5 separate regions of the Mus musculus genome follow, and regions 1, 2, 3 and 4 are each linked to region 5. Evidence: chromatin loops called from intact Hi-C (ENCODE). Cell type or tissue: left cerebral cortex. All regions are shown on one strand. Links, peaks and the distances in the headings refer to the core of each region. The heading gives the core; the rest is flanking DNA.

Region 1 (6,162 bases), core at 475-5,474, 210 kb after region 5:
CAATATACAACAAACCAATAGCCAATATCAAACTAAATGGAGAGAAACTTGAAGTAATTCCACTGAAATCAGGGATAAGACAAGGCTGCCCGCTCACCCCTATCTATTCAATACAGTTTTTAAAGTTCTAGTCAGAGCAATTAGGCAACAAAAGAAGATCGAATGGATACAAATTGGAAGAAGGAATTCAAGATATCACTATTTGCAAGTGATAGGATAGTATATACAAGTGACCCCAAAAAAATCCACCAGAGAAACCCTGCATCTTATAAACATCTTCAGCAAAGTGGCTGAATATATAATTGACTCAAACAAATCATTAGTCTTCCTGTACTCAGAGGATAAATGGGCTGAGAAACAAAAATAAGGGAAACCCTTCTCAATAGTCACTAATAATATAAAATACCTTGTATTTATATTGTATTGCTTTTCAAGCAAGTGAAAGATCTGTATGACATGAACTTCAAGTCCCTGAAGAAAGAAATTGAGGACCTCAGAAGTTGGAAAGATCTCCCATGCTCATGGATTGGTAGGATTAACATAGTAAAAATGGCAATCTTACCAAAAGCAATCTACAGATTCATTGGAATCCTCATCAAAATTTCAACTCAATTCTTCATAGAGTTAGAAAGAGTAATTCTCAAATTCATTTGGAATTACATAAAACCCAGGATAGTTAAAAATCATTCTTAACAATGGCAGAACTTCTAGGGCAATCACCATCCCTGACCTCAAGCTGTACTTCACAGCAATAGTGATTAAAACACACACACACACACACACACACACACACACACACACACGGTATTGGTACAGAGACAGGCAGGTAGATCAATGAAATAGAACTGAAGACCTGGAAATAAACCCACACACTTATTTTGTTCACTTGATCTTTCACAAAGAAACCAAAACCACCTATTGGAAAAAAAGAGCATTTTCGCCAAATGGTGCTGGTTCAACTGGTGAGTAGCACATAGAAGAATGCAAATTGATCCATTCTTATATCCCTGTACAAAGCTCAAGTCCAAGTGGATCAAGGACCTCCACATAAAACCAGATACACTGAATCTAATAGAAGAGAAAGTAATAAAGAGTCACATTGGTACAGAGGAACATTTCCTGAACAGAGACTGATGGCTCATGCTCTAAGGCCAACAATTGGCGAATGGATCTTCATAATATTGAAAACTTTCTGTAAGGTAAAGGACACTGTCAATAAGAACAAAAGACAACCAACAGATTGGGGAAAGATCTTTACCAATTCTAAATCTGATAGGGGGCTAATATCCAATATATACAAAGAACTCAAGAAGGTAGACTCCAGAGAACCAAATAACCCTATTAAAAATGGGGTACAGAATCAAATGAAGACTTCTCATCTGAGAAATTCTGAATGGCTGAGACGAATTTCAAAAACGTTCTACATCCTTAGTCATCAGGGAAATGCAAATCAAAATGATGCTGAGATTCTACTTCATAATAATCAGAATGGCGAAGATCAAAAACTCAGGTGACAACAGACCCTGGTGAGGATGTGGAGAAAGAGGAACACTCCTCCATTGCTGGTGGAACTGCAAGCTGGTAAAATCACTTTAGTAATCTATCTTGCAGTTTCTGAGAAAATTGGAAACAGTTTGACCTGGAGACTCAGCCATACCACTACTGGGCAAATATAGAAAAGATGCTCCAACATATAACAAAGACAAATGCTCCACCATGTTTATAGCAGGCTTATTTATAATAAGCTAGAAGCTGGAAACAACCCAGATATCCCTCAACAGAAGAATGAATACAGAAAGTTTGGTACATTTACACAATGGGGTAGTACTCAGCTACTAAAAACAATGACTTCATGAAATTCTTGAACAAATGGATGGAACTAGAAAGTATCATCCTGAGTGAGGTAACCCTTCACTGCAAGCACAAAACAGAGCCAGTGTACAGGAAGTGGGTAAGGCCTTTTGCTCTCAGAACTCAACTCCGGTGACATACTTCCTCCAGCGAGGAAGCCTTCCCACTAAAGGCCAAGAACCCAACTATCTGGGCTTATGGGAGGTATTGCCATTCAAATAACTACAAAAGTTATCTAATATTTTTTTCATGTCATTTTCATATTAACGTATTATTGTGACTGTGTTAAAGCTGTGATATTACCAAAGTATTTTCAGTATAGGAACACTCTGCTTTGCTACGTCTCTATCCAAAGATCTTAGACATTTATGTTGCTTCCCCTACTTTATATAGCAACTCCATGTACTAAAGCCATTACATTACTAAGGAATTATGACCTTTTAATAGGCTGCAGATATCATCTCCCCCTTCAAAAGCTGTGAACTGTCAAACATCACTATTTTAGCAAGTCATGGTTTTTCTATGTAATGGAATACTTATTCTTCAAGGACAGTGACTGGATTACCATAGATATAGCCTATTGTTAACTCCTAGACTGGTGGAAATTTTATATTAGGAATATAGCTATGGACCTCCTTTGGTGGGGGGGGTCACACTAGGATTGCATCTGTGTCATGAAGGACAAGGCTTGCTTGTATTCTGCAAGTTCTTCAATCTTGCCACAATCTATGGCTTGCTTTCCTGACTGGCCCACTGACACAGGCAATATCTTGCAAATAAAAGTGTTAGATGAAAGAATTAAAATATCTAGGTACTGAGTCTGGTTCTAATTTTAACCCAATACATTATTTTGAACAAATCACTGTCTCCAGGTTGAATCTCAGTTTAGTACAATGAGTGTTTTAAAATTTATGGTATATGTGGTTCTATAACGATGTGGTTCTAAAATCTGAATTTCTCACTCATTTCAACACTATTTTGTTGTTGTTTATAACTTGTTGTCCTGGTTGGGAGAGGGGATGAGACAGGCCTATTAACTCAAGATTGTTAGGAAAGTATCTTATCTAAACATTGCTTTTGTTTGTTCTCCCTTCGCGTAGCTTACCCCCACCTAGTGGTTCAAAGATAAAATTACAACTCCTACTTGTTAGAGGATTTCATACATGTGTTGTAATCAAATCTCCTCCCTTTCCTTGTCCTCCCTTTCCTCCACCCTACTGCCTTTGTCTCTCACATTTATTTATTTTTTCAAATCGGTGGAGTCCATTTACTGCCTTTCTTATGTGCATTGATGTAGGAGCATTTACTGGAGTGAGAGTAGCTTCCCAGGGGCTGATTTCTGTAAGAAAAATGAATCTGCGCCAGTATCCACTAATCAGTGAGTGTATACCACATGTTTTCTTTTGCGATTGGGTTACCTCACTCAGGACGGTATTTTCTAGTTCTAGAAAATAATTTTTAATTAAACATTTCATATATTTCAGAAGTAAGTATAATTTTGTGTAGGAATGAACAAGAGTCAAGAATTAAGGCCTGGAATATAGGATTTGATGATGAAAAAAGGTTAGTTTTAGTTGCATCTAACAACTTTCTACGGGAATTGAATCTTAATAGAAATAAAAATAAAAATATGTTGAATAAATTTTAAACAAGTGAAATTATAAAACTTAAATATTATAAACACGTGGAGAAAAAGCAATTACTAACAATTTTGAATTAGAATAGAATAAATATGTTCAATTGGCCTGTTAATATCAAAGAGTAACATACACAGAACATCCAAATAATACACAGAATAGCCAAAATAAATGGCTGGTCTACTGTAGAATAATTTTCCCAAGTCTAGCAAGAAAATATTAAAGACTTGAAATCTCAAGGAATAAAGCAGTGATTTTCACCCTTCCTAATGCTCCGATGACTTTTTAATACAGTTTCTTATGTTGTAGTTTATATGTAGAGTAAAAGTAAGGCAAAATTGTAAGATTTTCTGACATTAAAAAAAAAAAAAAAACAAAAACCCTGAGCGCCTGGAGGGATGGCTTGGTGGTTAAGAGCCCTGACTGTTCTGCCAGAGGACCTGGGTTGGATTCCTAACTCCCACACGGTGGTTCATAACCACCTGGAGTTTTGGTTCCAGGGGATACAGTCCTCTCTTTTGACCTTCACAGGTATTGCACACATGTGGTACACAGACATACATTCAATTAAAACATCTATACACATACATTAAGAAAAAATACATACCAAGTTTTTAAAAATGTAGTTAGCCAGGCTTAAAATTGCTTCACCTTTTAAATTTGACGGAACATACTAGACTATAAAAACATTTTGTTTTGTATAATTTGTTAATGATTTTTATTTTTCCTATTACTTCATTTATTTAAAATATCTATCAAAGCTTCACAATGAAGTGCACAACTACTAAGAGGGGGCTAGAAAACAAAGTCAATATCTTACAATATACAATATCATCTTGATTCTTTTTACTATATACCACAGAACTAAACAACAATAGCAACAACCACAAGAAAACACCTACTAACATGTATAAAGTAAATATTAGTGAAACCAGATCATACAAAGTCTAGAAATCTAATCCTTCCTAACCTTTCATTATCCTTAATGAATAGGTAATAAGTTAGCATTTACTTAGAAGTGTGGATCTGGAATGGGCTTTCTTTATCTGATAGTACTGATGCTCACAGGATACCAGTATTGTAATTTTTCTCTGAAAACAAGTCAAGAAGCTAGAGTTTTTATTTTTTTTTATCAAGCTAACTTTACTAACCAAAATATACATATATGAGCAGAAATCAAGAGAAATAATATCTAATTCATTCAAATGCAATTTACAGAAATATTTTAAGGTATAATCTAGTAAGATGTTCAGGACAAAGATTCAAAGCTCCTATTCATTGTACTAAGAAATCATTTATTATGCTAACTCCTGAAATAGGAATGGAAAAGATTATAACAACCAATTACTAACAAACTTTTTGTTTGTTTGTTTTGTTTTTTGAGACAGGGTTTCTCTGTGTGGCCCTGGCTGTCCTGGAACTCACCTTGTAGACCAGGCTGGCCTCGAACTCAGAAATCCGCCTGCCTCTGCCTCCCAAGTGCTGGGATTAAAGGTATAAGCTATCACACCCGGCTTACTAACAAACTTTTGAGAAAAGCTCAAATCCACAGTGTAAGCCAAAGAGAAGTAAGTAATGACCTAACACAAGTTCTTATCAGGTACAAAACAAAGTGGTTCAGGGGTTAAGAGGAGTTAGTTCATTACAATGGGAAAGCTGCAAAAAGACTTAAAAGGAAAGTCATCAGGTTACGGCTTGGTTAATTTAACAGAAATACTAATGTAAACAGGACTTTACACCTAAGAGTGTGCAGTTCTAACTGGGAGATGAGGCATACACCTTTAATCCCAGCTCTCAGAAGGTGAAGGCAGGCAGGACTTTTTGAGTTTGGGAATAGTAGGGTCTACAAAGTTACAAGCAAACCAGCGCTGCACAGTAAGAACCTGGTTTGATTTGGTTTGGTTTTAAAAATTCAGAGCCCCCATAATACAAAACAGTAGAATTTATCTCCATCCCTTTCTGTAGCTTAGTCTTCCAATCAGGAAGAATACAGTTTCTTAACCTATTCCCCTCTATATACTTTCTTTTTTTAAAATATTTTTATTAGGTATTTTCCTCATTTACATTTCCAATGCTATCTCAAAAGTCCCCCATACCCTCCCCCCTACTCCCCTACCCACCCACTCCCACTTTTTGACCCTGGCATTTCCCTGTACAGGGGCATATAAAGTTTGCAAGTCCAATGGGCCTCTCTTTGTAGTGATGGCCGACTAGGCCATCTTTAGATATATATGCAGCTAGAGTCAAGAGCTCCGGGGTACTGGTTAGTTCATAATGTTGTTCCACCTATAGGGTTGCAGATCCCTTTCCCTCCTTGGGTACTTTCTCTAACTCCTCCATTGGGGGCCCTGTGATCCATCCAATAGCTGACTGTGAGCATCCACTTATGTGTTTGCTCGGCCCCGGCCTAGTCTCACAACAGACAGCTATATCTGGGTCCTTTCAGCAAAATCTCACTAGTGTATGCAATGGTGTCAGCGTTTGGAAGCTGATTATGGGATGGATCCCCGGATATGGCAGTCTCTAGATGGTCCATCCTTTCGTAACAGCTCCAAAGTTTGTCTCTGTAACTCCTTCAATGGGTGTTTTGTTCCCTATTCTAAGAAGGAGCAAAGTTTCCACACTTTGGTTTTGTTCTTCTTGAGATTCATGTGTTTTGCAAATTGTATCTTAT
Region 2 (6,162 bases), core at 403-5,402, 99 kb after region 5:
CATCTGTGACTCTAGCTTCAAGGAATCCAAAAGTTTTTTCTGAAATCTGTGGGTACCCACACTCACACATGCACATACCTCCCACCACACACACACACACACACACACACACACACACACACACACACACACTCAAAAGAGAAGAAATAAAACACCTAAACCCTCATTTTCCAGCTTACTAATTAATTACTAATTATCATTAACTAATCAATTAGCATAATTATTAGTATATGGCCACAATGCTACAGCCTTCCTGTTCCTTATGCACGAATCTGTACTGTGTCTGGCAGAATCAAGTCTGCATGATTATGCAGTAAGAATTACTTGGCATTTGATTTGCAGCAGATAGATGCATATTTCACACCTCACATGTTAGATGACTATCAAAGGTAGCTTTACTTTTGTCAGGCTTCTCTTTTGTCAGGATTATGAATGAATGATCATAGACTACAAGGAATTAAAAACATAGCTCTTTATGCAGGGCTCCATTTCTTTCTTTCTTCCTTCCTTTTTTCCTTTCTTTCTTTTTTCCTTTCTCTCTCTCTCTCTCTCTCTCTCTCTCTCTCTCTCTCTCTCTCACTGTCTCTCTCTTTCTTTCTTTTTTTCTTTTGAAAAACAAAAAAACCTTTCAAATGTTAGTATCTATAGTTCCTTAAAAAACATCTACCAGTGGCCCTTTGGCAGTTTTTGCATATTTTCTTGTCACTCACAGTATCATTATTAATTCAATCAAGAAAAGAAAACAATTTCTAGTTAGTTACAAACACGCTCTCATTACCCTTTGTCACTCATTCACTCTCTGTTTCTAACCTCATTTTTTTTCCTTTGCTTCTTCATTAGTCTTGTTTTTTTTTGGTTTTTTCTTTTTTTTCTGTTTTGCTTTTTGGGGTTTTTTCTTTTTTTGGTTTGTTTGTTTGTTTTTGCTACTCACCCCATTTATAAGCCAGACCACAAAAATCTAACAAAAGGAAGAAGGTAAAGAGTTTACCGAATTTCGAGTTTTGATTTGCTTTACATAAACTTTACTAATATTATTTAGTGATACTTTAGGTCTATACAAACCTTACTCCCAGGTACACAGACTGGGTTTGTGTTGAGAATGGAAGAATGCTTTAAAACTATCTATAAAAAACTGTGAGCTGCATGAAACTCAAGAAAAATGAAGACTGAAGTGTGGACACTATGCCCCTCCTTAGAAGTGGGAACAAAACACCCTTGGAAGGAGTTACAGAGACAAAGTTTGGAGCTGAGATGAAAGGATGGACCATGTAGAGACTGCCTTATCCAGGGATCCACCCCATAATCAGCATCCAAACGATGACACCATTGCATACACTAGCAAGATTTTATCGAAAGGACCCAGATGTAGCTGTCTCTTGTGAGACTATGCCGGGGCCTAGAAAACACAGAAGTGGATGCCCACAGTCAGCTAATGGATGGATCACAGGGCTCCCAATGGAGGAGCTAGAGAAAGTACCCAAGGAGCTAAAGGGATCTGCAACCCTATAGGTGGATCAACATTATGAACTAACCAGTACCCCGGAGCTCTTGACTCTAGCTGCATATGTATCAAAAGATGGCCTAGTCGGCCATCACTGGAAAGAGAGGCCCATTGGACACACAAACTTTATATACCCCAGAACAGGGGAACGCCAGGGCCAAAAAGGGGGAGTGGGCGGGTAGGGGAGTGGGGGTGGGTGGGTATGGGGGACTTTTGGTATAGCATTGGAAATGTAAATGAGCTAAATACCTAATAAAAAAATGAAAAAAAAAAAAAAAAAGAAAACACATAAAAAAAAAAAAAACTGTGAGCTGAAAGTAACTCATGGACTGGGAAGAATTGCCTCTGGGACTTCTTAGCAAAAGCAATTACAAATTTAACTAAAGACATTGTAAAAAAAAAAAAAAGGAGTGGAGTAATTACAGGATATTTAGAAAAGAGGCTTTACAATATCCCATGCTTTGTTCCAACCGTGTTTAAAAAGTGTAATTGCTCAGAAATCCTTCCCGCAAGGATTTACTACAATCAATGTAACAAAAGGGTGCAAGGATTTTTTGTTTGTTTGTTTTTGTTTTGTTTCCATTTTTCACTCCTCTTGAACCATTCACACCTCAGAGTTTAATGTGGTCAAGCCTTCCTATTTTTATCTATAATAAGATCAGTGTTGTCACTAATAACAGGAGTCTTTTAGCCCAGGAAACAGGCATGAGGGCCTGACTCCCGAACTTATTTATTAACTGCAGTGTCAAACTCATCACTGCGGAAAGGCCGATTTACACAGCTTTCTCTTTCCAGAGCCAGAGTAAAACCTAGTTCCTAAACGGTAATGGCTATGATTGAAAACCAACCAGAGCCATTTCATACAAGAAGGGTTTCTGAAATTTCATTTACAGCTGTTTCTCTGGTAATATTTTTGGAAGGACATTTTCTTAGCTTTGCTAGGGTCTCAGCCTTGTCATCAATACACACATAAATGTCCACTGCAACACAGTTGCAAGGGGTGGGGGGATGAAACATTCTAGAGAATGCATAACAAGAATTTAAACACTGCTGTGTCATAAGGGTATTTTTAAGACTTATTTTATGTATGAGGGTTCTATCTGCATGTACACCTGCATGTTAGAAGAGGTCATTATATGCAGAAGATCACATAGATGGTTGTGAGCCACCATGTGGTTGCTGAGAATTGAACTCAACAGTCATAACCACTGAGCAATCTCTCTAGGACCACAAATTCTTGCTAAGTGCTGATTTCTTTCCCTTGCATTTCATCTTCCCACTTCCCCTTCATCCTTTCCTTCACTCATCTCCATGCAAACCACTTTTTTTCCCCCTAAAGTAAAACTAATTATTTCAAACTTTCCCTCATTGGAAGCAAATCTCAATGGGTTAACTCTTATATTCCCTTTAACTCTCTTGCCTTGGTAATTTTCAATTTTATTAAAGACATATACTAAGTTAAGTATAGTGCAAAACAATTTGTCCCTAGTAAAAAGTTGGATAAATATTTAAAACTGCTTTTTTTTAATCATTCTAAATTGAGTTTTTAGAATGTCAGACTAAATGATCTATTTTGTGGGGACAGAATGTTCTGTGGTGAGAAGTTTCAAGGCCAAATGGATTAGCCATTCAAAAGCCTGGCTTTCGGGCTCTCCACTGAAGCCAATATAAAAGCTCTCCTTGTTCTTAGCTGTCAGGCTTCCCCTCCCACATATTCTGGCATCACTGTGGGAGAGATGAAAGGAGTTCTCCATTTTACATCTCCTTCTCCCTGCTCCTAGCTCCTCGTTGTTTCATTTCAGCATTCTCAAATTTCATTCAGAATAGAAGTTCATTAGAGGAACTGTAGAGAGGTAGTGACTTGATTTGCTAGTCATACAAATGCCCCGCCCCTAGCAACATTACACTAGCATTCCATAATCCCCTTTAATCTACTTCTCCTCAAAATCAGACACCAAGATTATAAAGGGTTATAAAGATTATAAAGACACCAAGATTATAAAGGGTTATAAAGAATATAAAGACACCAAGATTATAAAGGGGAGTGGGTTGTGCAGTGCTGTAATAGGAAGCAAGACGGTTTAGCTGATGGTTCAGTCCTGCCAAGGAGCAAAATATAGGAACAGCAAAGGGGGGCTCATGAACTGTACATGATAAAATACAAACTTTGATTATAAACAACTTTTAGGTCGGGGAAGCAAAGATATAAATATAATAACGTTGAGCAGAGGATTACTGTTGCAGTCTTGGTCCCTAGACCCACCTCAGTTTGGCCATGGTCATACATCTTTACCCAAGGCATGCTCAGTGCTTTCTACTTCACAGTTATGACCATTTCAAACTCCATCTTGCCTGCTGAAACTGGATTTTAGCCAACTAAGGCATGTCAGGAGGGTTGATCTTACTGCTTCGGTCTTAGGAAAATTCTGCTTTGAGTTTGTGCCCATTATTTTCTCGTTTTTTTTTCTGGGCAATATTGTATTTCTTTCTCTCTCTCTTTTTGTTTGTTTGTTTGTTAGTTTTTTCCAGACAAGGTTTCTCTGTATACCCCTGGCTGTCCTCGAACTCAGAAATCCGCCTGCCTCTGCCTCCAGAGTGCTGGGATTAAAGGCATGCGCCACCACTGCCTGGCGCATATTGCATTTCTTATATTTCAAGTCCTTTACAAACATGAGGATGCACACTGCAGAAGGAATGTCAGAGACAGCAAATACTTCCAACTTCACAATTCTTAGAGGAAATCATTTGGCCTGGCAATAAGTTGCTCCCAATGAATTTTGTGGGATTAGGAACTTCTGTGCCTATACCTCAAAGTACTGTGTCACCTATCTTCAAAGTAATTCCCTCCCTTACTTTCCAGGTTATTTTCCACCACTGGAACCATTTTAAGCAATTAAGGAATCCTATTGCTCATGTGCTGTTCATCAGCAAATGCATCTATCCAGAGACCTCCCATTCGGTTTTATTAGAAGATTAAAATGAAAAAAAAATTCACTGCTGTTCATTGCTCTTTCTGCCTGCTCCTTGTTTTCTAGCAAGGTCAAAGAAATGCAGCACAAAGAATTCCAAAGAAGCCAATCTTGTTTTCTCATCGGGTCACCATCTTTATTCTTGGATCTCCTCATAGTCTCAATTTAAGCCACATGCGCATTAGTTTTAGTTCCCTTAACCAATAAGATACAAGCTTTGATTAAAAACAACTCTTGGTTTGCAGGAAACAAACACCAGTGTCTTTTAACTCACATTATGAAAAATACTCCTCCTGGAGTGTAATAGTAGTTTTGAATAAAACTACATTTTTTTTTAAATTACAAATTTCAAATAACAGAGAACTCACAGGTTGTAAATTTTATATCACAGATATTAAAAATAACTTCATCCCACCACAGACTGCATTCTAATAAATAGTTAATAGAAACTTACACTGAGCAACGTTTTTCTGAACTGCTGAGAATGAATGAGAAACAGTCTCAGGATGAGGATGTTGCTGTCAGTCCAAGCTTTAGAAATCCACCCTTAGCAGTTGAACAGCCCCTTCTCCAAGGCAGTTGAATCCCTTATGTACCCTGCCCACTGTTCGGAGGCCCAGCCACAAGCACAGCCAGGTCAGGAGATGCTGAAAACACACTTACTTAAATCTCATCTTTAATCTAAGATTCAGAAGCAGTATCCTGCTCTACCCAGTTTGCTCGTTCAAGTTTGCCAAGAAGAAACATACCTTCTTACACTTGGGGGTCGTCCTGCAGCAGGTCAGGCTCTGTGTGGCCAGTCTAGCAATGGCAGAGGTGGGGCAGAGAGCTAGTTGTCTTAAAGAACAGTCTCAGTGGTTCTTTTATAAAACAAAATCCATTCATCTTCCACAGTGGTCCTGACAAACGCCTTTGCAAATTGAACTTCAAAGAGCTACTCTGCTCAGTGTCACAACAGCAGCTGGGCTACTATGACGTCAGGGACTTGGAGGCGGCCTTAAGGCTGCTGCTTCCAACCACAGCTCTGTAACTTTAGAGCAGTTATATCCTCTGGGTAAACAACTCCAGGTCCAGGACATTTTTAACTTTTATAATGGAGCCTAGCATTTTCAAACTTGCCAGGAGAGATCTGCTTGCTAGCAGCACATGATGACAATTTAGATTTCTTTTATTTGGAAAGTAGACTCTTTTTTTAGGAGCAAGAACCATCCTCTTCCTCCATCCCCTCTCTTTCCCTCTCTCTCTACAGTGAGATGCAGTTTCAGTGTCTTTGTTAGTCTGGCCAGGGATGAAGTGGAAATGTGTGAGAAAAAAAAAAAGAAATACACACACACACACACACACACACACACACACACACACACACACACACACACCAGCAAGCATGAGTCAAAATGTATGTTGAAACATATTGAATGTTTGCCTTTATGCAAAATAGAAATGGGGCATATATATATATAGAGAGAGAGGGAGAGAGAGAGAGAGAGAGAGAGAGAGAGAGAGAGAGAGAGAGAGAGAGAATAGTGGTTTACTTTAGTCAATAAAGTCTTTAGGGCCAATATAGCAAATCAGTTACACTGAATTTTAAGTAATAAGCTCTTATCGTCAAGCTAAAGTTTTCCGACTGTACAATATAACAATGTGTCATTTGAAGCATGCCATAATTTCATGTTTTTGGTTTTTGTTGGTTTT
Region 3 (6,162 bases), core at 681-5,680, 170 kb after region 5:
TTGAAGAAATGTTAGAGGCTTAGGAAACAGCCAGTCCTGGTTTATGTTGGATAAAGGGAACTTGGCTATTGCTGGGATTGTTACAAGGCCCAGGTACATGCATAGAACTTATGTAAAAAATGCTTTTGGTTGGGGTTGAACCTAAGTGGTTAAGTACACTGAATGCTTTTCTAGAGGGCTTTGTTCAATTTCCAGACGCTATGGCCTTTTCTGGCTTCCAGAGACACCGGGCACTCATGTGGGGCACAGACATGCATTTGGGCAAAATACCAATACACATTTTGTTTAAAGTGCCATTTGTGCACCTATAAAGTAGCCCCATTTATAATATCTACCTCACAGATTTTTTTACTCCAAATCAGTCAACATTATATGTATTGTTGCTATATTTTCTGATGAGTCATGACGGATTCCAAAGCAAACCAAAAGAATGGAGCAAAGACTTCCATAAGATGTTTGCCAAGAGCTTTCTTTGAAACACATCTAGGGTAATTAACTCTACTTGCATAGCGATGAAATTAATAATAGTTAAAAGTATATTTGGTTGTCAATGGAGATGTGCTGAATGTCCAGTTTGCCTTGTAAATAAAATCTGCCTGTTTTCAAAATGAAGAAAGAGCACCCCACAAAAGAGTCTACTGTAAACTCTGAGCTGTCTGGTACCCTGTTCTCTGGGATACACTCTGAATGGGCAACTTGATTTCAAAACAAGGTGTTTTCTTCTGATCTACTCTCCTCCTTCAAATGGCTTGCTGTGTAGACAGGCTGCTTTTCAGGGGGAGTTACAGAAGGGATGAGTGCTGATGGGAATACACCCTGGAGAAAATCTGAGGAAAAAGACCTTAACTATTTTCTCAGTACTGTTCTTATTCTGGAGGTCAGTGCTCCACCAGTAATCCACTCTTGAATGCCTGATTCCACCTGGCCTTCACAGGAAGTACATCATTGGAAGCTAGATCACAGGAGGCCCTGTAGAGCCTGTACTTTACCATGGCCTTGTTTCAGTGGACGAGGGAGGAACCCTCTTATTACTTCCTGAAGAGTTACTCCCAGGAGATCCTCCTCCTACTAAACTGAATAGATCCTTCTATTCCCAGATGCTGACATTTTGTGGTGAACGAACTCTTGAAAACTATTGCCCTTTGTCGTCCTTCAGTGAAGGCCCTTTCAATGCAAAGAGCCCTCCAAAGTCTCCACCCATAGACCCTAGCCCGCCCTGGCTCTCGCCCTCGCTCTCCCCCACCCACACCACCCCTGCAAGAGACCTTGAGATCCTGCTCCAGGCTGCGCAACAGCTCGCCATCAATTTCCCCAGTCTGCGCGTAGCGGAGCCTTTTGCGCTCGGCTTTGCGGAGGCGGTACTGCAGAATCCGGCAGTTTTTGTTGGCTCGCTCCAACTCATGGCGCATTTCCTGCAGTTGACAGGCATCCTCCTCGAAGAAAGTATCCCTCATCTCGTCCATCTCGGTCCTCAGCTCATCGATCTCGTTCTGAGACGGTGACAGGCTATGGGTCACAACCAGTCTTGCCACTAGCCCCTCAGATATGCACCATGTACATCCCATCCCTATTCCCAATTCCTAGCTTTACTGCCTTCCTCTGCACAAGACAGGAGTGACAGGGAGCTGAAAGCAAACCAGGCCTAGTTTAGGCCTCTCTGCCTGTGAGAAAGTGGGGCAAATCATGATAATTGGGTAAACGAAGGCCTAGATTTGGTTTTAAACACAACGGTATTAATATTAGTTCCGTTTCTAATTAGGAGCAAGCCATGGACCACCCCCGCCCCCATCTTCCTAGTTTTCCTCCTTTCATGTGGTCCTAAAAGGTCAGCAGCCTTCCAAACCTACCAGGACACGCCCTAATCATCGGAGGCCCCGCACTTCCCCTCCCCCATTCGGGTCCCACCCCCTCTCTTTCTCACCTTGAGAGTCTCGTTCTCTTCCCTCAGCTTCTCCATCTCCTCCTGCATATCTTCTTGCTCTTGGAGCTGCTGCGAGTGCGGCTGGGACGAAGGGGGAGCAGCTGCCTGCATGGCCCCGCCGCTACCGTTGCCCTCGGCGCTCTGCTGGGGGCCCTCGGCTGCAGCCGCCATTGGGGAGGAGGAGGGGACTACAAGGGGCTCACAGATGGCTGGAGCGCCGGCGACTGGGGAACTGCGGCTGCCGCCGCCACCGTTTTTAGTGTGCATCTGAGCCGCGGCCGCCGCCGCTGCCGCCCGCTCCTTCTTGAGATGGAACTGGATGAGCTCAGACTGCAGACATCCCTCCTTCCAGTAGCTCCCTCCACCACCGCTGCCGCTCCCTGTGCTGCCGCTACCAGAGTTTCTGCTACCTGGGCCGGGGGTTTTGCTCGTAGCAGCGGTGGGTGGTGAAGGGGAGACTCCCTCCGCAACGCTGCTACCCCTCTGCGTTGCGCGGACGCCTTTCCCTCGCCAACCCCTGGGCGGCGGCGGCTGCGGAGCGCCCCCCTCCCGGTCCCCCGGGCCACCACCGGCTCCTCCTCCTTCCCCGCCCCCTCCTACTCCCCCGAGCGGAGGAGGTTCCCCGACTTTCGAGGGCCCGGATTCTATTTCCCGGGGTGCCTCTTCCGGCTGTCCGGACCTCCTGAAGCTCACAGAGGCCAGGATCGCCGCGGGGGACCCTTCAGCACCAGGCGCGGGCTGGACAGCTCCGGGAACAGCCCCTTTGGGTATGGAGGGCACCGCCTTCTCCGCCCCGCCTCCGAGTCCTCTGGAGCCGGTCCCAGAGGTGCTCCGACCGGTTATCTTGTTACCCTGCTGTTGCTGCTGCTGCAGCTGCTGCTGCCGAACAGAATTGAGCTTAGGGCCGACCCCAAGCGGGGACCGCGTGGCCCCGGCGGTCTGACGAAGAGAATTGTCCCTAGGCCTAGCGGGTGATTGAGCTCGCTGCTGCTTTCTGCTGCAGCCCTCCGGGTGCATGCGAGCCTCCGTGGCTGCGGCGGCCGCAGAAGCTGAGGTTGCGGCTGGGGCAGCGCCCCCGGACGGTGGCTGACTCATGGCAGTCTAGAAAGAACCTACTGGATGCCACTTGGAAGCGTCCATCTCTAGATCATCCTCTTCTCTCCTTTCTGTCACCAACCTTCCTGTGTAAGCTGGGATGGAAATAGAAGAAAAATATACAGTATGTTTACACTGTTGTAGAGCCAAAGGTCAATGTGCTGTACAAGGGAAGCTAGAGAGAATTATCAGACTCGGAAACCAAAGGTTTGATGGAAGCTTTGAGTAGGTGAAAGATTCAGGGCTGTAAGTCCTCACTTTGCCCAAAGTGGCGCTGTCTCCATCTTACTCCACCTCAGTCAAAAGGATCTGAAGGCAGCTAAAACTTGCACTCCCTAGGTAACCTGTACCTGGGATGGGTGAGGCACAGGTTCAGAAAGAAATGAAAGGTGAAGGAAATGGGGGCAGGGGAGATGAAAAGTGGAAAAGGATAGAAAGGTAAAGGAAGTGTTTAGATATTATAGTTGTTAAACAGCTTCCTCCTCTGACTCCAAATCTGTATTTTAAACCTAGTTTAGTGTGTGTGTGTGTGTGTGGGGGGGGTATTAAATTAGTATTCCTAATTGTCAGTTAAAGAAATAAGGCTATAATGTAAGATCCTAGAGAAGATTTTCCCTGGATAAATGACACTTTTCCCACTCATCCCCAGCCCTTAATGTTGTCTTCAGAGAATTTTAGCCAACTTTCTTTAGAATGGAACACACACACACACACACACACACACACACTGTAAAGAATGAATATGAATCAACCCCAAGCTCAAGAAAAAGCTGCTATTAAGAATTAGTTATAAGATTCAGTCATTGACAACCCAAAAGAGATTATTTTAGCAGCTTAAAAATACTTGTTGAAAAATTTGATGAACAGCTTTATCTACAGGCTGCGAAGTTTTTAATGGCGAATTTGTCCTCGCTTCTTCCTGTTCTGCACTTAAGGTGGACTGAGTTGCAAGTACAACATAGAAAACAGTTTTATTCTGAACCATCTCCTTAGATAGTATATAATAGACTGAGTAGAAGTTTTAAAATGCCCACTAGAGAAATAGCAGAGTGGTTAATTACATTGGCTGCTCTTTCAGAGGACACAGGGTCTGCTCCAAGCACTCAGGTGACATCTCTAAGCTCTCTGTAACTTCAGTTTCAGGGAACCTGATACACTCTTCTGTCATCCCTGGGCACCAGACCCATATGTGGTACACAAATATGCATGCAGGCAAAACACCCATATGCATAAAATAAAACCTAAATTTAAAAATGTTAAAATGCTCAGACATTCCTATGGAGCCAAATTCTGAAACAGAACCATGGAACACTATTTAACCAAAAGGCTGTTTGTCTTCCTTTAGGGCGGTAAGATACATTGTGTTAGCTTTCCAGTATAAACATACCATTTTAATCCAGAGGACAGAAAAGACCTGTGGATTTTCCTTGCTAGTGGTTCAGACAGCTAGTTCATTTGGCCCCTTTCCAAGAACCTCATTTACCTTTACTGGTAAAGCAGAGGAAGGTCACACACACACACACACACACACACACACACACACACACGCACACACACGCACGCGCGCACACACACACACACACACACACACACAGAGAGAGAGAGAGAGAGAGAGGGAGAGAGAGAGAGAGAGAGGGAGGGAGAGAGAGAGAGAGAGAGGGAGAGAGAGAGAGAGCTTTTAGGAGACATGGTTTCCCATTATTACTCTTATTGTCTGTTGTAAGTATCTCAATTGAGGATGTAATCATTTGTCCTTTCATAACGGAAAGGCACCCAAAACTCCTCCACCTTCCTTTCTCCCTCTGTAATCTCTTTTCAACTCCCTTTGTAATACAAAAATAAACAATGATTACTTCAGAAGGAAAACCAAAGTTACCCTCTGCTAAAAAGTCTGGCCTACTTTACCGTGGGTCAGACTAAAGTGGGCCACCCAGCTTAATTGTACTGACAATGCAATGTTATATTTAACCAAGTAGAACCACGCGGGAACTCAGAAAGTCACCAGCTGAAGCCTCACCCGCCCAGACTATAACCTCAACGAAAGCTTGGGTTTCATTAATTAGTTCCACAATCTAAGGAACCTAGTGTCTGTCACTTGTTCCCTGACAAAGTAATAAGGTAATGTATCTCACAGTTTCTCCAGTGGCAATATCCATCCAAGCAATGATAGTAAGGACCAAATCAACCCTTTTCATCTCAAATCCTATCTGTCCCAGGACCCACCCCGTTTCTCTTCGTGTCTTTAGAAATCCAGAAGATCTCACTTCTCTGCAGTGGCTTTTGCTTCCAGGAAGCCGGAGACCTCCGACTTTATTTTTCTACCTTTCAGAGAAAGTTCAACTTCCCAGCTTCCGTAGTGTTATAGGCGAATTTCTTCTGGGCGCGCTTGCTTGCACGGGATCCACACCCACTCTGTTTCTCCGAACAAAGGCGACAACCACAAAGACTTAGAGCTCTGGGAGTTGACTCCTAGCCGGCGGTGCTTGGCTGGCTGGGCTGCAAATGCAGCAGGCAATACCCGGGGTGCCAAGCAGTGCCAGACTCTTCCCCAGGAAGTGCAGCGGTATTCATGAGCTGACCTCACCGGACTGGGCTGGAAAGAGGGCGGGATTGAAGGGAAGACAGGAGAGAAGTAACCGGAGTGGTTGCTTAAAGAAGAAAGAGAAGGATGGGGAACCAGGGTAGCGGGTGGGAGGCAGAAAGACAAAAAGGCAAGAGCCACGCCCGAGATGCAGAATTATTCAGCCTGGCTCATCAAATTCCTCTCTCCATTTCCATTTCCTGTATTTGGCAGAAGACTCCAAGACCGCTTAAAATCGGATGCCTTGGCTTCCTGCAAAGCTTTGTCTCAGGTCCGATCAATCTCCATCAATTATTTACTTGAGCTCTTTTCCTTGGGAAGCCGGTTGGAGCATCCTGCACCCTCAGCCTGACCCAGCGGAGTCTCTAGACGCAGCTCTTAGAGGCGCTGGCGCGCGCTTCCGGTACTTCTCTTTGTTCACTCACTTTAATGCTCAGTCAGTCTCTCCATGCGCGGCTCCTTCCCCACCCCCAGCTCGGGCGGAGTCCTGGGATGGCTTTTCCGCGAATAGACAATGCTCGTCAGACCCGCTGTCCCACAGACAAAGGGTTCTTGAGGAGATAAG
Region 4 (6,162 bases), core at 515-5,514, 220 kb after region 5:
TGCCCCTTCTTAGAATTGGGAACAATCACCCATGGAAGGAGTTTTAGAGAGACAAAGTTTGGAGCAGAGACTAAAGGATGAACCATCTAGAGACTGATATATCCAGGGATCTACCCCATAATCAGCCTCCAAACGATGACACCAACGCATACACTATCAAGCCTTTGCTGAAAGGACCCTGATATAGCTGTCTCTTGTGAGACTAGGCCGGGGCCTAGAGAACACAGAAGTGGATGCTCACAGTCAGCTATTGGATGAATCACAGGACCCCCAATGGAGGAGCTAGAGAAAGTATCCAAGGAGCTAAAGAGATCTGCAACCCTGTAGGTGCAACAACATTATGAACTAACCAGTACCCTGGAGCTCTTGACTCTAGCTGCATATGTATCAAAAGATGGCCTAGTCATCCATCACTGGAAAGAGAGGCCCATTGGACATGCAAACTTTATATGCCCCAGTACAGGGGAACGCCAGGGCCAAAAGGAGGGAATGGGTGGGTAGGGGAGTGTGTGTGTGTGGGGGGGAGGGTATGGGGGACTTTTGGGATAGCATTGGAAATGTAATTGAGGAAAGTACGTAATAAAAAAAAAACAGAAAAAAAATGAAAAAAAAATTCAGGTGACAGCAGATGCTGGCAAGGATGTGGAGAAGGAGGAACACTCCTCCATTGTTGGTGGGATTGCAAGCTTATACAACCCCTCTGGAAATCAGTCTGGCAGTTCCTCAGAAAATTGGACATAGTACTACCAGAGGATCCTGCAATACCTCTTCTGGGCATATATCCAGAAGATGTTCCAACCGGTAAGAAGGACACATGCTTCACTATGTTCATAGCAGCCTTATTTATAATAGCCAGAAGCTGAAAAGAACCCAGATGCCCCTCAACAGAGGAATGGATTCAGAAAATGTGGTACATTTACTCAATGGAGTACTACTCAACTATTAAAAAGAATGAATTCATGAAATTCCTAGGCAAATGGATGGAGCTGGAGGGCATCATCCTGAGTGAGGTAACACAATCACAAAAGAACTCACACAATATGTACTCACTCATAAGTGAATATTAGCCCAGAATCTTAGAATACCCAAGATATGAGATACAATTTGCTAAACGCATGAAACTCAATAAGAACGAAGACCAAAGTGTGGACACTTTGCCCCTTCTTAGAATTGAGAACAAAACCCTATGGAAGGAGTTACAGAGACAAAGTTTGGAGCTGAGATGAAAGGATGGACCATCTAGAGACTGCCATATCCGGGGATCCATCCCATAATCAGCTTTCAAACACTGACACCATTGCATACACTAGCAAGATTTTGCTGATAGGACCCTGATATAGGTGTCTCTTGTGAGACTAGGCCTCGGCCTAGCAAACACATAAGTGGATGCTCACAGTCAGCTATTGGATGGATCACAGGGCCCCCAATGGAGGAGCTAGAGAAAGTATCCAAGGAGCTAAAGAGATCTGCAACCCTGTAGGTGGAACAACAATATGAACTACCCAGTACCCCAAAGCTCTTGAGTCTAGCTGCATGTGTATCAAAAATGGCCTAGTTGGCTATCACTGGAAAGAGAGGCCCTTTGGTCGTGCCAACTTTATATGCCTCAGTACAGGGGAACGCCAGGGCCAAGAAGTGGGAGAGGGTGGGTGGGGGAGTGGGTCAGGGAGCGTGTGGGGGACTTTTGGGATAGCATTGGAAATGCAAATGAAAGAAATACCCAATAAAAAATATAGAATCAGAAAAAAAAAGTTTAGGAAGGGTGAGAACCAGTGCATTATTCTTTGAGATTCCTGAGACTTCAAGTCTTCAGGGTTTTACTGCCTCACAAAATATTTATTGCTAGACTTGGAAACATTATTCTTTAACATATCACTCATCTATTTTGGCCATTATTTGCTACTTCAGGAAGCTTGGATGTTCTGTATGTGTTACCCAATGATATAAATAGGCCAATTCCAACATATTTCTTCTGTTCTAATTCAACACTGTACTTGAGTGCTTTCTCTAGCTCCTTCGTAAGTCTCTGAATTTAAAGGTCCAGCTCATCAGCCTGGGATACTCAGAGTCTGAAGACCAGTAGCTTTAAGGGAACAACTTCTTGTTAACTGGTGCCTATGTGGTAGAGAAGAGTTATCAGCCTGCTGTCACAAAACCAACATTGGAAATGCCAACTGGAGTCGATGCTTTCTCAAATCTCGAATTAGAACTATAATAAGCTGACCTGTAAGGATAGAACAGGGCAGCATTCAGAATGGCTAATATACTGGAAAACAGAGGGAAAGAGAGGAGCTGAGATACTACAGGGAAATGGAGTTAGGAGTGAGGTGAATCTGGGGGATTTATCTGGGATTAGAATACTTTAATGACAACCACAGTTCTCCTCATATATGCCCAAAGGTGTCAAAAATTTTGGCTTGTGGGGATTTTGTAAGTGCTAGGAAAAGTATCTAATGTCAAATGCTTATTTGAGGTCATTGTGAGCAGGCATTGTATTTGGGAATCCCCTGTTGTTATCTCTTTTAGATGTTCCTACCACAGCCTTATGTAAGCGTTTCTGCACATATCCTCAAACAACCAAACTACTTCCTTAACCTCACTGTTTGCTGTCTATTGCCATACTGTTGCACAAGTTATTGGCTTTCAGAAATGCTATTTTCTTCTACTTTCTCTATTAAACACCCATTTACCTTTCTATTTCATGCATTTCTCTGGATCCTACTCCTGTGTACAAGTCTTTCTAGCATGAAAAAAAGAGCTAAAAGTTTTTTCCAATCTAAAAAATATTCATTAGCAACATAATTTCCCTTTAAATGCAGCTTTATTAGTTATCATTCTTCTTGGTAAGACTAGATACCAGAGCCCTTTTATTTCATGCAAAGTACACTTACCCAAGTCCAGAATATTCCTGTCATAGGGGTCAGGATTTCTGATTACTCTATTATGACAAGCAAACTTAATTTAAAGATCTTTGACAAACATACATATCCATCATTGTAGATGTATCTCAGCCACAATTTTAATGTCACATTGTCAAACTAGTATGTGTAGGTAAACACCATTCTACTTCGTAGGATTCCTTATTATTTTTTTAAAACCCTCTATTTGCTATTATTATGGTTCAGAGTAGAGATTATAGTTCTGGAAGTGGGGACAACTTAAATTTCTCTGCACTACGTCAGTGTTTATCATGATGGTATCACTTAGCCAGTGCCTCTTTCCATATAGTGGACATAGACTGGGGTTAGAAAATCAGGACAGAAACTCAGGAAGAAATGAGAAGAGGTGTTCAGATGCTGCCTCCTTGTGGCCAAAGAAACAGACACAGGGGTTTGGAAAAATGATAGAAAGGAAAAAAGTAACTGTTAATTTTGAGGAAGACATTTATTCTAGGCTTACAAATCTTTAAAGCTCAGTAATGTTTTTTTTTTAGATGATACTATTTTTATTATGTGTTTTCTTTATTTACAATTCAAATGTTATTCCCTTTCTTAGTTTCCCCTCTGAAAGTCCCCTATCCACTCCCTCCTCCCCCTGCTCCCCAACCCACCCACTCCCATTTCTGGCCCTGGCATTCCCCTCCCTATACCGGGGCATAGAACATTCACAGGAACAAGGGCCTCTCCTCCCATTGATGACCGACTAGGGCATCCTCTGTTACATATGCAGCTAGAGCCATGGGTCTCTCTGTGTGTTTTCTTTGATTGGTGGTTTAGTCCCAGGGAGCTCTAGGGGTACTAGTTAGTTCATATTGTTGTTCCTCCTATGGGGCTGCAAAGCCCCTTCAGGTCCTTGGGTCCATTCTCTAGCTCCTTCATTGGGGACCCGGTGCTCCATCCAATTGATGACTCTCAGCATCCATTCTGTATGTATTAGGCACTGGCAGAGCCTCTCAGGGGACAGCTTGATCAGGCTCCTGTCGGCAAGCTCGTGTTGGCATACAACTTAGTGTCTGGGTTTGGTGGTTATTTATGGGATGGATCCCCAGGTGGTGCAGTCTTTGGATGGTCATTCCTTTGTTCTCAGCTCCACACTTTGTCTCTGTAACTCCTTCCATGGGAATTTTGTTCCCCCTTATAAGAAGAATCAAAGTATTGTTTTTGTCTTCCTTCTGTTTGAGTTTCATGTGTTTTGCAAATTGTATCTTGGGTATTCTGAGCTTCTGGGCTAATGTCCACTTATCAGTGAGTGCATATCATGTGTGTTCTTTTGTGATTGTGTTACCTCACTTAGGATGATATCCTCCAGATCCATCCATTTGTCTAAGAATTTCATGAATTCATTCTTTTTAATAGCTGAGTAGTACTCCATTGTGTAAATGTACCACATTTTCTGTATCCATTTCTCTGTTGAGAGACATCTGGGTTCTTTCCACCTTTTGGCTATTATAAATATGGTCCTTTTTACAGGTTGGAATATGTTCTGGGTATATGTCCAGGAGTAGTATTGCTGGATCTTCTGGTAGTATTATGTCCAATTTTCTGAGGAACTGAAAGAATGATTTCCAGAGTGGTTGTACCAGTGTGCAATCCCACCAGCAATGGAGGAGTGTTTCTCTTTCTCTACCTCCTTGCCAGCATCTGCTATCACCTGAGTTTTTGATCTTAGCCATTCTGACTGGTGTGAGGTGGAATTTCAGGGTTGTTTTGATTTTCATTTCCCTGATGATTAGGGATGTTGAACATTTATTCAGCTGCTTCTCAGCCATCCTCTGCTACATATGCAACTAGAGACATAGCTCTTGGGGGAGGGGTACTGGTTAGTTCACATGGTTGTTCCTCCTATAGGGTTGCAGACCCTGTTAGCTCCTTGGGTGCTTTCTCTAGCTCCTTCATTAGGGGCCCTGTGTTCCATCCAATAGATGACTGTGAGCATCCACTTCTGTGTTTGCCAGGCACCAGCATAGCCTCACAAGAGAGAGAGAGAGCTATGTCAGGGTCCTGTCAGCAAACTCTTTCTGGCATATGCAATAGTGTCTGGGTTTGGTGGTTGTATATGGGATGGATCCCTGGTAGGACAGTCTCTGGATTAGGTATTGAGCCATTTTAAAAGCCAGAAGACACCTTGTCTAATTTATTTAGTTGGTTATCATCTAACTTTTATTCCATCTTGAATGCTACTTTACAGTCTATTATAGCACTACCATAAGAGTGTTAGACATCAAGAGAGAAAAATTCCAATCATTGCCATCTGCTTTCAAAGCTCAACTTGAGATACATTAATATTGATATGTAGCATATTCTGGAACCAAAGGATGGTTAATGGCTGAAAATATCCTTTAAGGGGAAAATAGTGGTTAATACACCAATATTAACAGCAGGTGATGCCCATGTCCATACATGCAAGAGTATTCCTGTATTGATTAGGATATACTGTTTTACAACCTTAAGAACAGCCTAAATCTAAGAGTGAAAAGATTCATGTAATGCCCGAGGTTAAGAAAATGGGAAGAAACCCACGTTATATCAATCACACACACATTGAAACCTCCTCTCCTCAGCTTAGCACAGGAAGGCTAAGAGAGCCTGAGTTTTCCTCTTTTGTTTCATCTTCTTCCACGAAGCCATCAACATTTTCTGGCACATTAGAACGGCAAATGTGCTGTCAGACTCCTTGAAATGGAATGCCCAGTGGTCAGTGTACCTTGTATAGAGAGAGACGGCAAGTGTGTTCCATGATAGGATCCCACATCTACTCTACCCATGTAGGCACAGTTTTATTATGAACTTTGTAAAGATTAATTTTGCGTTACTCAAATGTTAATGTTGTGCCCCCATGTGGAACAAAAATGCGGTCCTGCAATCGCTCGCGGATAGGGTCCCTGAGCGAGGTGTGACTACACACCCTTTACCCCCATGGAAACATTGGGCACACATCAGGCTGTGAGAAGCTATGGGACCCCATTCCAGGGGTGGGGAAGTTGCCGTCTGAGGTCCCTGCAGACTTGCCAGTGTCAGGCTTAGATTCTCAGGCACCGCAGAAGCTGCTGGGTGCCATGGAAGAGCCAGTTCTGGGGTCCCTGGACTGCCTCCAGGGACATCAGGTTCTCAGTCTTGGACACCTCAGACACTGCTGGATGTCACAGGAGATCTGAGAACAGAGTGGGGACCCCCGGGGTGGACTCTGGCTGGGGGGGGGGGCGAACAGAAAAGGGCAGGGAGG
Region 5 (6,162 bases), core at 631-5,630:
GGTGTTGCTATTTTGACTTACTCAATTCTATTCTCCTTCATTTCCTCTCCGCTGTCAGTCTTATTCCTCACACAGCACCCTTCATGTTTTGAGAAAAGACACTTGGAGCTACTTTTACCCTCTCACCTTAAGAAGGGCACACAGAGTAGGTGTCACAGTTCTGCTGAGTCTACTTCTGGGCTAGGAAAACATAAGTTCTCAAGATCAAGGATTCATATTGAAAACTTGAGTCGCCTACATTTCCAGAAATAAGCCTAATGAGTTCAGTGCGCTTACCAAATATATAAATACACACATATACATATACATACATATATACACACACATACACATACATATATATACATATACATACACATACATATATATACACACACATATATATACACACATATATACATACATATATATATATATATATATGGCTATGTGTGCTCTGCAAATTGTTTGGTTTGCTCATGAGTATGTTTCAGTAGAGAGATAACTCAAATAGGAGATTAATTTGAAGCAAAAGTTCTTATCTTTCCCACACTGGTTACAACATCAAACGAAAATGCTACAAAAACCTGATTATGATTTAGATGGCTATTTAAAGAATATTAATTTGTCTGTATTTTTATAATGCTTTGTTTAGGAAAATAACAGGAAATTAAAGTATAAAATATAGAGTTAAGGCTCAGAAATCATTGGCATTTTAACAGTTATTATAGGTTAGTAGAATCTATATCCATATATTTGCATACATACACCTATATATACATATATGTATCTATGGTAAGGGGGTCTACCTATTTTACCTAGATATATTGTCTAGCATCCATCATTGAGTATGATTAGTATAAATGGTATCGGATCATGACCCTTCACCCTTAAACCACTGAACACTTATTTATGTAATGCATTGCTTTGCATCATTAGAAATAGACACTTTTCCAAGAAAGGCTTCTATTATGACATGTGCCCATTTTTCTATTAATTTCCCATTTTTTCTCTTCTTCCTTTGTTCTGTATCTCTCTTTCAACACTGAACCTTCTTTTCTGCTCTTCTTTCAGATTCCTTTCTGTACCAGTGTAATTCAAAGAACAGCTCAAGCCTGCTATTGGAAATCCAACTGTAACAATGTGCTAATAGTTTGTTGTGCATACTTTCATCTCAATTTTAAATACACAAACTCAATGGTTAAAATCATTTACTACTGATCCAGAGAACCTGAGTTTGGTTTCCAGCTAGTAACTCCAGCTCTAGGAGACCCAGATTTCTTCTGACCTCCCATTCTTGTGCATATAACCTGCCCACCGCACCCCTATATACATAATTAAAAATAACTTTTTAAAAGATACATGATGGCTAGGGTGTTAAGAGGATAAGAATGTTAGATATTGGTGAATTAGTGTAGTATCTGAAAATATAAGTAGAGTTTAAGATTTCAATGTTGTCTTAGAGCAGACACACATAAACAGATTATATTTGCTATATTCCTGGGAACACAAGGTAATGAAAATGGCTGAGTTACAATGTTAGAAACATTTCTTCAGGACAAAAATCCTAAATTTTGTCATGTGGTAGGACAGCAAAGCAGCTGTTCTATCAGGAAACAGACCATTCCAGGTGAACATGCTCACTGCCAAGCCACTGCAAAGCACCTCTGGCCATCTGGGACCAAAGGTTTCCCTCTCCAATTCTACATGCTAGTTCTTCCATTAAAAGTCCTTAAATTATACTAGAAAACTAACATAATTCCATATTTAAAACAATTAGCATAAGTAAACAAAGAAAAATCATAAGGTACTTTTGAATGAAATATATAACCTGTTTCTCAAGTTTTCACATTACACACCACCTACACCTCTCCCCACACAAACCAAAGAAAAGAACTTTTATTTCCTCAAATATTGATTTTTGTCATCCCAAATCTTAGCACATATACTGTTACAGGGTTGTTTTTTGTTTTTTTTTTTTTTCCTGACAGTAATTTCAAGTTATCTTCTCTAAGTTCCCAGACTACATAAAATCCATCTCCACTACCAACAGCTGTGGTCACATCAAACACTATCATTAACTTCTAGTTCTGACAAGTCGTCCTAGTAAATTTAGTTTCCAAGAAGGCATCCGAAGTGTTGAGAACAGTCCCTGGCAAACGGGGATTTCCAAGATTTTTCTTAAAACACATGGCTAGTTCACCATCTAGCTGGTTTCTTCTAATTCACTTTGTTGCACATCCTCTTTGCGCCTCAGCTAGCTGTCAACTAATTGGTTTTCAAGTCAAAAAGACAAACAAAACAAGCCTGTCTTGTTGCCATCTTCCTCTTCCCTCCCCAAGATTTCACTTTTTTTTTTTTTTTTTTAACCTGTCAGGCTCCTATGAGGGAGCTATTTCTTCAAACTAACTCTTTGATCAGTCTTGGTCACATCTCTAGCACGGAGAACAAGAAACAATAACAAGTTAGAGAATCCGATGTGGAAGTTAGGAAATTAAGAAATGCTAACGTGTGGTGATGTCCTTAGTGAGGTGTTCATAACTCCTTGAGATTTGATAAAAGTGGAGACAGAATAGGATAACTTTAATTGCTCCCATCAAAGTTGGGTTGCTCTTCTTGTTGAAAAAGTTGGCTTCACGAAACAAAGATGTAGGAAAAGTTTGAAATAAGCAAGATCATTTAGCTCACAGGTAGAGATCCCACGGAACATTACCTCGGTTCTCACAAGGGATTCCAAAATATTCAGAAATCGGCTTAGAATTGACCTCACACCTTCTCATCCTTTGAAACTGCCAATTTAGCGGATTTTCCCACGTTCTCTGCAACGCCTCAGGATTTCCCAGAGACCTGCAGGAACTCACGAGCCCACCTGCGCGGCGGCGCCTGCGCTGCGGTGCAGAGCCAGCAGAGGGCAGTGCGCCTGCGCGGTGAGCGTGTGCGCAGCCGCGCGCCCCCTCGCTCTGCATTGGCCCGCAAAGGCGCGCCACCCAATCACGCCACAGCGCGCTGGCCAGGGTGCGGGGGGCGAGGGGGCGAGGGGGAGGGGACATCTCCGCGGCCTGTCACTTGGCCGCAGCCTTACCGCCGGCCCGCAGCCCCTGGCTCTGACTTGCGCTTCCGTGTCCTGAGACCCTCTTCCCGCACCCCACCTTCCGCTGCGCGCGAGCCTCTTCCGGCTTCCACACCGCTCCGGGCCTGTTTCCGCTCCTGGTATGCTCCCCGGGATCCTTTGGCCAGAGCTCCTGAGTTAGCTGAAGGAACTCTGGCGACCCGGAAGTCCCGCCCCTCCCCATCAGACTCTTCATGTCTGGAACTTTCACCTCAACTGCTGTAAGCTAGAGCAGGGAGCTCAGGTTTTTTTCCGTGGTTGACATCTCCTTGGTTTAGGGTTCAGACAAGGGAAAGGAGGCCACCCAAATACTTCGTACCCCAATTGGCTGCAAATGAAAAAAGGGAACGATAAGACAAGAAGGCGAGAGAAAGTTAAAGAGCGCTGAGCCTTCTTGGATTTAAGAGCTGCTGGGGGCAGTATTTTATCGTTTGTCAAAAAATACTTAGCAGGTTTTGTGACACGACTATGTCATGTGCTCTTTAAAGACTCGAAGCAAAATGTTTTTGTTTTTAAAAACGGAAGGAAAGGGGAGAAAAGAAAGATGGGTGTCCAGAGGGGGTCAGTTTTGTCAGCTCTGTACCTTGCTTTGGATGGCACTCTGGTGTTCATAGACTTCTGCAGTTATCATACATAATGATCAAAGAAATAAAAACATGTTTTCTGGTGGGATGGATATAATGTGGCAAAGCAGTAGGGCAGAAATGGTGACCAGTTTATAATACAAAGGTGTGTTTAATAAGGAAGAATTAATAAGCCTAGGTTAGCTGAACTGGTAGGAAGAAATCGTTACTAGAAGTGTTTAATTCTAGTATTTTTCAAAAGGCAGAGAGTTTATTCTAAAGCCAAATATAAGTGAGGTTTGGGTTATCCCCAGTTCTTTGTTCCAATATGAAGGTGTTAGGGTAACAGACCAACAAAAATTATTTTCCAAATACACTGATGGGAATGTGAAAGCATGGGGTGAAAGGAACAAGGAGATTTTAAGTCTCAGATCTTAGGTCTCAGAATCTGTAGCTCTCAAATTATAGTTGACCGCATCCTTAGCAGTTCTACTGGTGGAAGCTATTAGTTTGTCTGTTCCAAAAGACTTACCCAGGGACCATTAAATTGTTAGGTCACAGAGAGGTGGTAGCAAATGACTATTAAGCTAATGATGGTCCAAGATAAATTATCATGTGACCCTGGACCTGTCACATTCCAGCCTCTACACAAACACTGAAGGCTTTAATCAGGCAACTGGCCTTGCAGACTCGTCAGTGTTCCCTGTGGTTGTTTCCAGAGACTTTTGTCCCAGTTCTCCCTGTTGAACTTCCTCAGTCGAGAAGCCACACACTAATTTTTATTTGTTGCTAGGAAGGCTTATTTCTAAAATCTGATGTAAATGGGTTGAGTAATAACCAGGAAATCAGGCTTTAGGAGAAAGGAGTATCTAGTAAAGCCACTAAGGCAAAACTCCAGGATCCTATTGCCAGAATATACCGGACATTATGATTTAGATCTTTTCAGTTTTTCTTTTGGCCAGCCTGATTTTCTTTCTTATGTAGTAAGCAGTATACACTGTTAGAGTGTTAAACAGAAAAACCTCTTGACAATAGTGACTTGACAGAAGTCATTTGCCACTTTTCTCCTTGATTGGATGTGTTTATTGTGTCCTGGGCAGCTGTCCAGTATTGGAAGCCTTTGTTCTTCTTGTGTAACTGTTTGCTACTCTCTTTACTAAGTCGACTCCTATGTAATCTAGATATTATACTACCCTGTCCTTTGTCAATTTTCCAAGTATTTCATGAGTTGCCACTTCTCAAACAATTTACCAGCAAGTTGAAATGGAATGGGTAAAATGGAGAAAAAGTTAAAAAGAATTTAAAAGCATCTTAGGAATTTGGGATAGAGAAAAAAAACTGAACACTTGGTGAACTGAAGTAGCCAAATCATTGTTTATATTTCATATACAGTCCCCTCTGTATGCATATATATGATTTAATCATTGTATTAATCAGAGTTCTTTGGAGTCATAGAATTTATGGAATATACACACATATATGGAACATATATATATATATGAATATACGTATATGGAACACACACATATATATGGAACACACATACATACATGGAACATATATGTATATATAAAGGGAATTTATTGGAATGACTTACAGGCTGCAGTCCAACTAACCCAACAATGGCCAGGTGTGAATAGAAAATCCAAGATTCTAATAGCTTCTCAGTCCCACGAGGCTGTGTGTCTCAGCTGGTCTTTTGTATATGTTGGAGTCCCAAAGAAGAAAGCTTCAGTGCCACTGAAGAAATAGATATACTAGCAAGGCAAAGGCAAGCAGGCAAAGACAGTTTCCTTCTTCTGTGTCCTTATATAGGCTTCTAGCAGGAGGTGTGACCCAGTTTAAGGTGTTCTGCTTCAAGATCTGGATCAAAAGGTTGTGCCTTTCTACCTTAAAGGATGGACTCACTTCAAACCAAGCAGACTATTTCTCACACATGTGCCTTCCTTTTTTAGATTGTAGTTTATTCCAGATTTAGTCAAGGTAACAACCAAGTATAACTATCACAGGATTTTCTTGAGTAAATTGGAATAAACTTTTAGACTAACCCACATAAAATGAATTTTTAAGTGCTTTGAGAAAACAGGAAGGTGACAGATATGTAGATTGACCCCAGATAGTTAGTTTGTACTCTCTGCAACCTTGTAGAAAGCCAGAAAGCTTGTTTCTATATACAGCATATCATTGTAGATGTACATCTTAGGGTGAAGACAGCTTCTATTGTAACTTTTGTGCTAAACAAGCAAATAGTAGGGAGGGCCTGGGAGACACTTCACTTAGTCCAAGTTCTTAGCTCATAAGCATGACAACCTAAATTTGATCCCCAGAAATCACATAAAAATACTTTGCATGGTGTTGTGTGCTCATAATCTCATCACTGAACAGGTTTGCTGGCCAGCCAGCCTGTCTTAATGAAACACCCTGTTTCAAAGGAGTGAGAAGTGTTCCAGAGAATAACATTTGGCTTCCATGTGCCTGTGTACCTGCACACTTGAACATTTATACTACACA

Evidence for each region. Hi-C counts contacts between places; a loop is a spot of excess contacts. Peaks named below come from ENCODE experiments on the same cell type or tissue, not always from the same donor. Only the 100,000 strongest peaks of a DNase experiment are listed, where the experiment ranks them.
Region 1: a loop joins it to region 5, with 3 times the contacts of the local background. A loop is called at or near these places in 12 of 42 quality-filtered maps.
Region 2: a loop joins it to region 5, with 8 times the contacts of the local background. A loop is called at or near these places in 4 of 42 quality-filtered maps.
Region 3: a loop joins it to region 5, with 3 times the contacts of the local background. A loop is called at or near these places in 5 of 42 quality-filtered maps.
Region 4: it touches region 5 in a loop (4-fold over the local background); 4 of 42 quality-filtered maps call a loop at or near these places.

The regions. Positions count from the first base shown.
Region 1 is chr10:29,103,961-29,110,122 of GRCm38, reverse strand. No RefSeq gene overlaps it. Among named protein-coding and RNA genes, the nearest start is that of Soga3, 37 kb to the left of the region's middle. In left cerebral cortex, for the core only: a CTCF peak has its summit at 2,962; a DNase peak (open chromatin) is centred at 2,960.
Region 2 is chr10:29,210,924-29,217,085 of GRCm38, reverse strand. 9330159F19Rik (RIKEN cDNA 9330159F19 gene) reads right to left here and starts at 5,443. Exons shown (of 6, transcript NM_001162537.2): 1 at 5,220-5,443. In left cerebral cortex, for the core only: no CTCF peak of the experiment used is centred there; a DNase peak (open chromatin) is centred at 3,210; H3K4me3 peaks cover 2,437 bases; H3K27ac peaks cover 3,029 bases.
Region 3 is chr10:29,143,513-29,149,674 of GRCm38, reverse strand. Soga3 (SOGA family member 3) reads right to left here and starts at 5,679. Exons shown (of 7, transcript NM_026138.2): 1 at 5,240-5,679; 2 at 1,922-3,111; 3 at 1,266-1,490. The coding sequence starts at 3,016. In left cerebral cortex, for the core only: CTCF peaks have their summits at 2,416, 3,030 and 3,273; DNase peaks (open chromatin) are centred at 4,002, 4,249, 5,057, 5,574 and 5 more places; H3K4me3 peaks cover 3,902 bases; H3K27ac peaks cover 3,358 bases.
Region 4 is chr10:29,085,156-29,091,317 of GRCm38, reverse strand. No RefSeq gene overlaps it. Among named protein-coding and RNA genes, the nearest start is that of Soga3, 56 kb to the left of the region's middle. In left cerebral cortex, for the core only: a CTCF peak has its summit at 3,317 (motif pointing left); a DNase peak (open chromatin) is centred at 3,304.
Region 5 is chr10:29,310,264-29,316,425 of GRCm38, reverse strand. It overlaps Echdc1 (enoyl Coenzyme A hydratase domain containing 1), which reads right to left and starts at 2,926. Exons shown (of 6, transcript NM_025855.4): 1 at 2,693-2,926. The coding sequence starts at 2,759. It overlaps Gm46218 (a long non-coding RNA gene), which reads left to right and starts at 3,009. Exons shown (of 2, transcript XR_001779751.2): 1 at 3,009-3,189. In left cerebral cortex, for the core only: a CTCF peak has its summit at 2,879 (motif pointing right); DNase peaks (open chromatin) are centred at 2,941 and 3,199; H3K4me3 peaks cover 1,847 bases; H3K27ac peaks cover 1,429 bases.